2 separate regions of the Homo sapiens genome follow, and region 2 is linked to region 1. Evidence: chromatin loops called from intact Hi-C (ENCODE). Cell type or tissue: gastrocnemius medialis. All regions are shown on one strand. Links, peaks and the distances in the headings refer to the core of each region. The heading gives the core; the rest is flanking DNA.

The links. Peaks named below come from ENCODE experiments on the same cell type or tissue, not always from the same donor. Only the 100,000 strongest peaks of a DNase experiment are listed, where the experiment ranks them.
Region 2: it touches region 1 in a loop (19-fold over the local background); 80 of 110 quality-filtered maps call a loop at or near these places.

Annotation. Positions count from the first base shown.
Region 1 is chr2:121,353,462-121,358,461 of GRCh38, reverse strand. The region is part of intron 38 of CLASP1 (cytoplasmic linker associated protein 1); the gene reads left to right. Among named protein-coding and RNA genes, the nearest start is that of TFCP2L1, 71 kb to the right of the region's middle. In gastrocnemius medialis, for the core only: a CTCF peak has its summit at 2,204 (motif pointing right); no DNase peak of the experiment used is centred there; H3K27ac peaks cover 3,762 bases.
Region 2 is chr2:121,091,832-121,098,287 of GRCh38, reverse strand. No RefSeq gene overlaps it. Among named protein-coding and RNA genes, the nearest start is that of TFCP2L1, 190 kb to the left of the region's middle. In gastrocnemius medialis, for the core only: a CTCF peak has its summit at 2,844 (motif pointing left); a DNase peak (open chromatin) is centred at 2,837.

The DNA of each region.
Region 1 (5,000 bases), core at 1-5,000:
TTAGGTGCCTCTCAGGGCAGCAGTCATTTGTATCAATGGGCACTGGGAAATAATATACTGCATGAACTCTGGAGAAATGCCTTTACCCCTCTGTACTTTGGTTTTTCCTTATCTCTTACCCTATCAAGTGGACTAGGTGATTATCTGTGTTTCATCCAGCCTCAAGATAATACAGGTTGCTGTTGAGTAGCAAACCAAAATCCTCAAATTCTAAATTTTCAGTTTTCCCTAGGCCCAACCTTGGGATATGACCAGAAGCCCCATTTCCTTTGTAGGTTTTTGCTTTTTAATAAAAAGACAAAACCCCAAAACCTGTTTAGCTTCATTGAGAGATTCCAAGTTACTGAGCCAGCAGTCATACTAACAGCACAAACTCCAATAAATGTTTGATGATTGATGGGTAGTGGTGTACTGTAGTCTTCAAGGTCCTTACGGTTTAGTTGAGGTTAAAGCAGAGTCGTGTGGTTCAAAGTGAAATACACCAGGAGTTTAGGAGTGGGCTAGAATAGTCAAGGAAGAGTTCCTTAGGGAGTTAGAACCTGAGATGGGCTGAAAAGGAGCACATAGGGAGAGAACTTTAGCTAGGAGCCAAGGCCATGTGGCCAAGGGAGGGGGCATGGGCTTGGAAGACACTCCTGGGTTGAACCCTGCTGAGCCAAGATGGCAGGAGACTTACCATTTTGTGAGCCCTCATATTCTCTGTGTCGAGTGGAGAAACATAGCCCACCTCACAGGCTTGTAAAGTGCCAGGCACAGTGTCTATTTCTGAGTGGCAGCTGTGGTGGCGGCTGCTCCTGCTGTTATTCATAGGTAGGGGAGTAGTTCTGCCTCGCTGATGAACTGACTCTCAAGGAGCCAGATGTGACACCTGCCCTTTAGTTCTTGTAGCTTCAGAAAGAGCCATAACTTAATGTCAAAACCTTTGAGTTTGGGGTTTGAAGGCCTGGGTTCACATGCTGCTTTTGCCAGCTCGGGGGCTGTGATTGTGGACAAGTCATAGACACTCTGGATATCTAAAGCACTTGTATGCTGGGTGGGAGGTGGGGGGCAGGTGTTTTATACCCTGCGCTGAGAGGCTAGCATTAAAGTCAAGTGAGGTAAGGTGGTTGACATTGTTGAAAATTGAAGATAGTATCCTTTTTATACTCTTCCATTGAAGAAAGTAGACTGATTTTGAATAGAATTGTTGTCAAGTTTTTAAAATTCTACATAAAGCAGATATAACTGCATTTCTCTAAATACACCGAAGAAGCTATTAAATGCAATTGAGTAAACTCTAAAACACCAGTCAAAAATACGACTTGTATTTTTTGACTACTGCTTTGTTTGGAATCCGTCTATATTTGTGCTGGGGTAGCCGGTACATTGTCAGCGTTAGGCTAGGAAATGCCATGGGTTTTTAGAGATGGATACCGGAATTAGAATGCCAAAGAGAAGCCTTAAACGTGCTGCCCAGCTTCCCATCTGATGCTGAGCACCTCCTGAGAGGCCAGCCCAGCCTCTGCAGCATCTCCAGGACAGCAGGACACACCACCTCCTGGGCTCCCAGCCCCTCTTTCCACTCCTTCTCATCATTTGTCCCTGTTGGCCCTAGTTCTACCCCTTAGAGTAGAACAGAATAAATCTCCCACCTAAGAACCTGACCACATTTGAAGATATCCATTGTGTTGCCCTGAATCTCCTTTTCCAGGCAAGGATGTGATGACTGTCTTGTTAGAGGTCATTTCATACAGACACTACTTCTCAAGATCTTCAAAGCTTCCTGGAATTTTGTGCATGCACATTTTTCAGGGGAAAAGACTCATCAGGTAGAGTTGGATGATAAGATTTTATAATCTGAAATACTTTTAAAATAATTGATTCAGATTCTCCCTTTCGTTTTACTGATGAGGAAAACCGAGGCATAGAAAGTGAAGAAATTTACCCCAAGCTCGCTTGGCTAGTTGATGCCAGAACCAGAGCCAAAACTCAGGTCTCCAGACTTATAGCCTGGAACTTTTCTTCTCCCCTCCCTCTGGTACTGAGCCTAGCTAAGTGAGGACTCTCGTCCCAGGTTCAGGGCCATGCTGGCACTCCGTTGTAAATCCCAGGACCATGTCAGTGCCAATCTGGGGCATTGGTCGTTTTTCCCCAGTCTACTGGTGGATACTTAAACTCAGGGTCAATCCAATTTTTTAAGGTCTTTCTGGCCTTTCCCAGAAGGTGGCGCTAAACTCTTCCTTAGCTTCCACACGATTGAGTAGCTAAGCTCAAGACGCTGCTATGAAGAGTTCTTTGATTCCAGCCACTGTTGTTCCTGGACCTTTGCTTTTTTTTTTTGACTCAACCAGTTATTCTGGTGTGTCTGTGACAGAGCCAGATCAAACCTTGTGAACCTAAAAAACATGCAATCCAAATTTTGAAAACTTTGTGCTAAAAGAAACCTTTAAGCAAACATTCACCAGTATTCTGAGTAATGATCCAATTTTAAAAAGCTAGATGTGAAAATTACGCTTTTCTTAGCTAGACACTATTACTTCACTGACTTTGAAAGGTGAAGGAGTGCTGTGTTTCTAATGAGACTGTAGCAGAATTGGAATAGTTTTTGATGACTTCAAGGCAGATTATAACCCAGAAGTCTTTTTGATCCTGTCCTCTTTGAATAGTCCCTCACCCCTTTCTAAATCCTTGCCACTTCTGGCCACCTTGTGTACTAAGTGGTGTTGTCTTCCTTTGTTTCTGCTGCCCATGTTGACTTTTGCTCTCTGTTTGCTTACATTTATAATCTTTGCTTCTTATGTTACATAGAACACAGGGGCAAAACCTGAAGTTCACCCTGATTCAGGCAGCTTGCCAAAGCCAGGGGTTTGGCATATAGAGGGAAGTTGAGAACACCTACCTCCCTTGCCAAAACCAGCGTCTGTCTTGGGAAACTTTCTCTAACCCCAGTGAAAAAGAGGGCCTCAAACTACCCATCTTAATGTGCAGCTTCTGACATTTTATTTTCAGACATTTTAGAACCAAAGCCCTCATCCACATTAGATACATTTGATCATCCGGGCGTGGTGGCTCACACCGGTAATCCCAACACTTTGGGAGGCCGAGGTGGGCAGATCACTTGAGGTCAGGAGTTTGAGACCAGCCTGGCCAACTTGGTGAAACCCTGTCTCTACTAAAAATACAAAAAAATTAGCTAGGCGTGGTGGTGTGCGCCTGTAGTCCCAGCTACTCGGAGGCTGAGGCAGGAGAATCGCTTGAACCCACCAAGATGGCGCCACTGCACTCCAGCCTGGGCAACAGAGCAAGACTCTGTCTCAAAATAAAATAAAATAATAGATACATTTCACCAAATGCTTCATGCAGGCCACATCCAGAATTCCTGGATTTTTGTAAGATGAAGGGCTCCTTGGGTTTGGGTTTCAGCTCAGCAGATCTGAAACAGCCTTTTTTCCCAGCAGCTCTCTGTAGGATAATTCACTTTAACCTGAAGGGCAATAGAGTGCAGGAGATGGGGAGGAGAGAAGGAAAACCACGAGTTCTCACCACGAACCCGGCAATCAGTTACCTGGCCTCACTAATCCTCGTTGCAACCCCGAAGAGCACCAGGAGGCCTTAGCTTGCTCCTGTCAAGCCTGGAAAGCAATGCTGCTGACTCTTGAATCCTGTCTCCAGAGCCGTGTTCTTTCCACCCACTGAGCTGCTTCCCACCTCCCAGGGGACCTCAGATATTGACTCCTGTGCATCAGTGCTTTCTAATTTTGATACGCTACAGAATCCGGTGTTTTCTGACCTTTTGTTTCTTTCTCCAGGTTTTGAAAACAGAGGCCTAAAAGTTCCTTAGCTTTCAGGCTGGTGTGTTATGATACTTGGGCAGTAATTTCTTGCACTAGAAAGCCAGCAGTTTCTGAGCATGGTTTCATTGCTAGGCCAGATTAGATAAGAGAGGGACTGTCTCCTTCCACTTTTCACCATCCACTCAGCTGTGTGTAACTCAGCCACATAGGTACACAGCCACGTGCTTGGCTTTCCCAAACACACACAGACTCTGAGACCTGCACAAATGGAGGAGGAAGAAAAGCGCCCCGTCTGAGGTAACCCATTACCTGACAGAGCTCTTCCAAGAAACATGCCGGTCCTCCTCAGACAATTGGTGACTGGAAAAACCTGAGCTGAAGTCTCTTTTCCAAAGAACTAGTCTGTTGCTTTTCCAGTGTGTCACCTGGAATGGGACTCTCTGGGCCTGGTACAGTAGATTTTTCTACAGCCCAAGTTGATCATTTGTAGATAACCTGCCATGCTCCTAGTTTTCTGTGCTAGCTCCTTAGGAAAAATGTAAATCCAAGTCAATGTGGCATGCTCCAGATGTGACTTTGTGAGTCATGAGCATTAAAAATATGTACGCTGGCCTGGGTGTAGTGGTTCATGCTTGTAATCCCAGCATTTTGGGAGGCTGAGGTGGGCAGATCATTTGAAACCAGTTTGGGTAACATAGCGAGACCCCATCTCACATACTGAGACCCCTACAAAAAACTTAAAATATTATGTGTGCCTGTAATCCCACCTACTTGGGAGGCTAAGGTAGGAGGATCGCTTGAGCCCAGGAGATCGAGGCTGCAGTGAGCCATGATCACACCATCGCACTCCAGCCTGGGCAACAGAGCAAGACCCTATCTGTGTGTGTGTGTGTGTGCGTGCATGTGCACACGCACACTATGGGGAAATTAGTTCAACAGCTATTTATTGAGCACCTGGCGTATACTGGACATTGTGCCAGTCATGGGAATAGAAAGATAGCTAAGATGGGATCTTGCCTTCAAGGAACTTTTAGTCTAGTGGGAGGGACAATTTCAGCAAAATATTTACCTGCAGTGATAAAATAAAGCATACACATGGTGAGGCTTCCTGGGAGTTGTGTTGCAGTAAGTCCTCAGGATGACTTGGCCAGGGGCATAGAGATGTGGCTGGGCAGGGTGTGGGCAGGGAGAGGAAGCACCACACAGGCAGGAAGGAGCTAGGCCTTG
Region 2 (6,456 bases), core at 661-5,660, 260 kb after region 1:
CATCACCACCAACTCACTAGCTTTAAACCACACACATTTATTATCGTACAGTTCTTTGGGTCAGAAGTCTGAATGGGATGAAATCAAGGTGTTACTGGAAAAAGGGGTCTCCATCCAGACCCCAAGAGAGGGTTCCTGGATTTTGTGCAGGAAAGGAATTCAAGGTGAGTGGAAAAGTGCAGGGAAAGAAGCAAGTTTATTAGAAACTGCTCCATTACAAAGTAGAGTGCCCTCAGGAAGCAAGCAGAGGCACGCACCATCTTTGCTTTAAGTTTTTCTTATATAGGGATCTTGTCTCTGTAAAGACTAAACCAAAGCTGTGCCTAACTGCCAGTGGGCTGACAGCATGACGTTTATTACTCTACTGATTTAAAGGAAGCTATCCTTGACATGTTCCTACATCAGCACATGAGAGCATAATTATAATTATTTTGAAAACCTATACTGTTAAGGGTATTGGGACATCTGGACTTTCTGTTGTTGGAGGAGTGTGTCCTTACAGGCATTACCAAACTGCTTCCTTAAATGTAAACATCTTAGGACCATGGGTAGTGGCTGGCAAGGAATGTGCCTTGCTAGTTTTAACATGGAGTTGATTTTATTTATATGTATTTATTTTTGAGACAGGGTCTCACTCTGTCGCCCCAACTGGAGAGCAGTGGCGCAATCTCGGCTCACTGCAACCTCCATCTCCCAGGCTCAAGCGATTTTCCCGCCTCAGCCTCCAGAGTAGCTGGGATTACAGGCGCACGCCACCACCACCCGACTAATTTTTGTACTTTTAGTAGGGAGGGAGTTTCACCATGTTGACCAGGCTGGTCTTGAACTCCTGACCTCAAATGATCCACCCACCCCAGCCTCCCAAAGTGCTGGGATTACAGGCGTGAGCCACTGCACCCAGCCAAGATGGAGTTGATTTTAAAATGGTGGCACTCTGGCTCTCCTATGCTTCTGCTTCCCTAACAAAGGTGTTGGCAGAGCTGGTTCCTCCTGAAGGCTCTGGGGGACAATGCATTTCCTTGGCTCTGGCTGTGCCGGCTTCTAGGGGGCAAGAAAGGCCATATCCCTTGGCTCACAGCTCCTTCCTCCATCTTCAAATCCAGCAGCGTGATGTCCTCAACTCCTTCTCTGACCCTCCTGCCTCCCTCTTATAAGGACTCTTGTGATTAGATTGGGCCCACTTGAACAATCCAGGATAACCCCCCCATCCCCAGGTCCTTAATCTAATCACACCTGCAAAGTCCCTTTTGCCCTGCAAAGTAACATATGCCAGGACCTAGGGATTCTGACAGGGATAGCTTTGGGGGCCATTATTCTTCCTACCACAATCACCCTGTGGGTTAGGAAAAAAGGCCTCAGGCAAGCAACCTGACCATAGGGCCCATCAGAGTCCTTGGAGCTTGGCAAGCTTGGTCTCTCAGGTCGTGGGAAGAGGCAGGGAGAGAGCGTGCCCGTTCAGGCAGGGGCTGTGGGACTGAGACTGGCTCGTTGTCCACCAAGACCTACCTCCTTCCTTCCTGGGCTGGCTCTGAGTCTCCATTGGCAGCCTCTGGTTAGGTTATGTGGAAATAAAATCCTCACGGCTCTAGGCTCCCTCTCTTCCTTCATCTTCTAGGTGGACATGGCCCCAAACTGACCTAAGTGTAAGAGTCATGTAGGGTGCTTGCCAGACACTGGTTCCCAGCTCTCCCCTGGAATGAGAATGTGAATGTTAACAAGCGCCCAGAGATCCCCGTGAGCTGAGAGTTTGGCAGACACTGCGGTAGATCACAGTGTTGCCGCATCATTCCTTGCAGCAGGGTGGGCATGGGGAATCCATAGGAAGGCAATGTGGGGGAGCACGTCCCTCACCCCTGCGATGGAGTCAGAGGGTTGCATGTGCAGTCCGTGGGCTTGGCCTCTGTGGGCTTCCTGAATCGATGGAGTCCCATTCCTGCAGAAATAGAAAGTGTCTGCTTGCCTGTATCTGATGGAAGTATCTTCTTTGAGCAGCTCACTTTTCTCCCTCGCCCAAGAGGGTTACCTGGGCCAGATGAAGGCAAGGGAAGGGGCATTGAGTCAGGGCGCTGTTGCGTGTGTTGGTACAGAGCCAGGCTACCCATTGCCCTGCAGCACCCTGGAAGCATTAACAAGCCCCCCAAATAGGAAGGGATGAGAGGACTTCAAATAGGATGGGAGGACTCTGGAATGGGATGCATGCAGCCTTGCCCCTCTGAATTTCAAGCTCACCTCTGCAGAGTACAGTGGCTGGGGATCAGCCCCCCGGGAGTGCTCACAGCCATTCAACAGGTCTGAGAAGCAAGGCTTAGAGAGTGAAGGGCTCTGTCACCCGGCCTCAGACTGGTTCCCCAGGCTGAGCTGGACCCACGCCACCTCTCCACTCAATGAGCATGCCACTGTGCCCAGACAGAGCTCAGGGGCTACACCTGCACTCCAGGGTCTCTGACACATGAAGCTGTCTGCCCCCTCCAGCCCCCGCATCGAGCATTGACCTTCACGGGGGGCAGCCCCAGGAAGGTTAGGGACACTTCCAGACGTCTCATTTCATCCTCAAATGTCCCCTCACCCTTAGTCAGGCAGGACAAGCCTTGAAGGTGCCCCATCTTCCAGGCAGCCCTCCCAGTCCAGCAGCCTGGCTTCTGGGGCCACCACCAGGGTCGGACTTACAAAGGCTTGGGCAGTGCATCCCACATCCCACTGTCCCTGCTGTCTGCAGCCTGCCTCTCCACACTGAGCACTGAGGCTACCAGAAAAAGAAGCCATTTGAACTCCAGGAGCTCCTGGGAAATCCAGCAGAGATGCGCATTTTCGTCCGTGCACTGCCGCCTGCTGGCCAGCAGGTGTTGAATTGTGGAGAGGCTGGAGGGAGGACGGACGGTCGAGGCTGTGGAAGGTTCACCTTCCAGCTCCGCCTCTCCTACGCTCGGGACTAGGGCCCAGTCCCTGGGGGTGTGACTGACCTACCACATTTCCCCTCTGCTCCTCCTGTCAAATCCATCTCGCATGCTGTGACTTTGTTTTTGAAAAGACTGTTAAAATAACTCACATGGAGGTGTTGTGACTGATGATGACTTTAATTTTATCCTTTACCCAGCCCCTCTGAGAAAAAAACAATTTGGAATCTAATTAGGATGATGTTTACCTCCAGATAAATGACTCTGTAATTGTGGAGTTTCAGGCTGTGCACTGAAACTGTGTTTTGGACAGGCAGGGCTCTTCCTAAGCATCCCGGGATCTCTGACTTGCCCTGAGTATAGAGGTGAGTCAGTGGGGCACATATCGTACCTGTCACCGCAGGATGTCATAACAGAATAGAATATTAGAGTTGGCAGTGGCCTTAGAGATCCAGCTATTGCACAGATGAATCCAAGAGGGGGAAAGGCTTTGCCCACAGGGAACAAACTGGAAACAGAATCTCTTCCCAAAAGGCTTAGGGTGAGGAAAATTCCTGGCTGATGGACGTTCTGAGAATTTTTTTTTTTTTTTTAGACGGAGTCTTGCTCTGTCGCCCAGGCTGGAGTGCAGTGGTGCGATCTCGGCTCACTGCAACCTCTACCTCCCGGGTTCAAGCGATTCTCCTGTCTCAGCCTCCTGAGTAGCTGAGATTATAGGCACGCGCCACCACCCCCTGCTTATTTTTGTATTTTTAGTAGAGACGGGGTTTCACCATGTTGGTCAGGCTTGTCTCAAACTCCTGACCTCGTGATCCGCCCAACTTGGCCTCTGAAAGTGCTGAGATTACAGGTGTGAGCCACTGTGCCTGGCCCATTCTGAGAATTTTAAGGGGAAGCATGATATTGAAATCCCAGAGAACAGCCTTGTGCCCCCCACCCCAACCCCATTATCCCCTATTCCCTCTCAAGGATACGGGCTGGGCAGAGGGAGGCATCATTTGGGCAGAGGGAGCACTCTTGCCTCCTCCAGCTCAGTGTCTGTTCTTCCATCCATATCTGCCTGCGGGACATGATCCAGCTCACGGCTCTTCTCCAGAAGGGCAGGAGAGGAATTCTGACTCATTTCCCATCTCTTTATCTTTCTGAGCTACATTTATGGATGATTCTCTCAACTTTTTTTTTTCAATTTATGAATTCCTTTGCAAATGTGCCTAATCTGATGTTTATGCCATTTTTTACTTTAAAAAAGTTTAATAATTATATATTTCATTTTGAGATGTATTTGGTGTCAAATCTGTTAGGTCATCTTGGATACTTTTATGTTCCCTGCATGTGTGTTTAATTTCCCCTTTTACTCCCATAAACATTGAAAACATGACTTTGAATCCTGTTCCTGATAATCCCATAATGTGACATCTTTGGTGGTCTAATTCTGACATCTGCTGCTCCTGCTGACACTTGCTCATGATGGATTGTTTCTCTTGTGCAGGCTCAATTTTTATGGTGAACTCATGTTTTGCAGATCTCAGTCTGTGGGAATCCTGACAGGCCTAGGCTGAGGGTTAGTCCTCTGGAGAGATCTGTCAGGAGGCCTGGAGTGCTTGTTTCCATCTTGGAAACATATTAAAATATTTCTCAGCTTGGATATTCTTCAGGGAGTGTAAATCCAGACCCGAAATCCACGTGAGGATGGCCTTTACATTTTCAGGGGGAAGGAAGAGTGAAATATCTCTCTTCTTTTTCCTCTTCCTTCTCTTCCCCCTTCTCCTCCTCCTCCTCCTTCTCTCTTTCTCTTTTTTTAACCCAAAGCTGAAGCCAGGATAGACACACTTTCTTGTTAGCTTCTTTTTCTATGTCACCTTTTTACCAAGAGTTAGCTCTTCAAGGATTCTAGCTTTTCCAAGAGTCTAAGTCCTGACACTCCATCTTGCCTGCATGGGCCCAGGGCCCTGCCTTCTCTCTTTTGTATGGCTGTTAAAACCAGTGACTATAGGTTTCAGATATTTCCAGGTGCTTCTAGGGCAGCCCACAGCATCAGGGGTCATTTCTCATTCTGGTTTCAGCCTCTTCTTCGGTTTTGGCCTTTGTGAGTTTCCTTACTTTCTTATACAATCAGGTAGTCATTTAAAAGATGTTTGTTTAGTTTCAATCAACAGGTCTAGGTATTTGTAGTGGAGTTTATTTTTTCCCCAGAACATCTAGCCTAGAAGTGGAAGTCCTAATTTTATATTTAAATATTCAGATGTTTGCCACATGTGAAGAGTTTAACCAACTGTGAAGTTGGAGGGAACACAGCCCACACAGAAAACCGTGCTCACTTCCAACACCAATTACAAGTTTTAGGGGTTCCCAAGACCACCTCTTCTGATACCAATTGCAAAGTTGGAAAGACTAGTTCCCCCAACCACTCTCAGTTTTGATAACTTGCTAGAAAGACTCACAGAGCTAACTGGAAGCTGTTAGACTCATCCTTTTTTTTTTTTTTTTTGAGATGGAGTCTCGCTCTGTCACCCAGGCTAGAGTGCAGTGGTGCGATCTCGGCTCACTGTAACCTCTCTGCCTCCTGGGTTCAAGTGATTCTTCTGCCTCAGCCTCCCAAGTAGCTGGGACTACAGGTGCATGCCACCACACCCAGCTAATTTTTGTATTTTTAGTAGAGACAGGGTTTCACCATATTGGCCAGGCTGGTCTCGAACTCCTGACCTCACGATCCACCCACCTCAGCTTCCCAAAGTGCTGGGATTACAGGTGTGAGCCGCCACACCCAGCAAGACTCATCTTATACTTCTGGGTGCAGATGAGCATCAGCCAAGGGAGGATGCCCACAGGGGGTGTCTGGGGACTACCCCATGCACAGCTGCTGTGGTCCTCCCTGTTGGGTCAGCCTCCTGTTCCCAGCATCCATGTGTAGCAGAACATAGGAGTGCTGGCAACCAGGGAGGCTCACATGAGCCTCAGTGTCCAGAGTTTTTCTTGGGCCTCATTGAGTAAGCATGGCAGATGGTGCACAGGCTGGTCTCCATCTCTAGCCTGCAGCCCCTCTGGGAGTGACTCAAAGCCACCACCTTACATTGTTGGACTTTCCGGTTTGACCAGTCCCTACCCGCAATCACATTGTTAGCTATTCAATGTGACCCACAGCAAACAAAGACACTCCTATCAGGCCTGATAGTCTTAGAGCTTAGGGATTCCCTCCCACAAGCTGAAAGCAAAAGCCAGACCTCTTTTTGGACAAGGTGAAATTATTTACTACATATCACAGGAGTTTTTTTGCTTTTTTTATTTGGTTGGCTTTTGTTTTGCTTTGTTTTGAGACAGAGTCTCTGTCACCAGGCTGGAGTGCAGTGGCTCACTACAGCCTTGACCTCCCTGGGCTTAATGGATCCTCTCACCTCAGCCTCCCTAGCAGCTGGGACTACAGGCGCACCACCATGCCCAGCTGATTTTTGCATTTTTGGTAGAGACGTGGTTTCGCCGTGTTGTCCAGGCTGGTCTCAAACTCCTAGGCTCAAGTGATCCACCTGTCTCAGCCTCCCAAAGTGGTGGGATTACATGTGTGAGT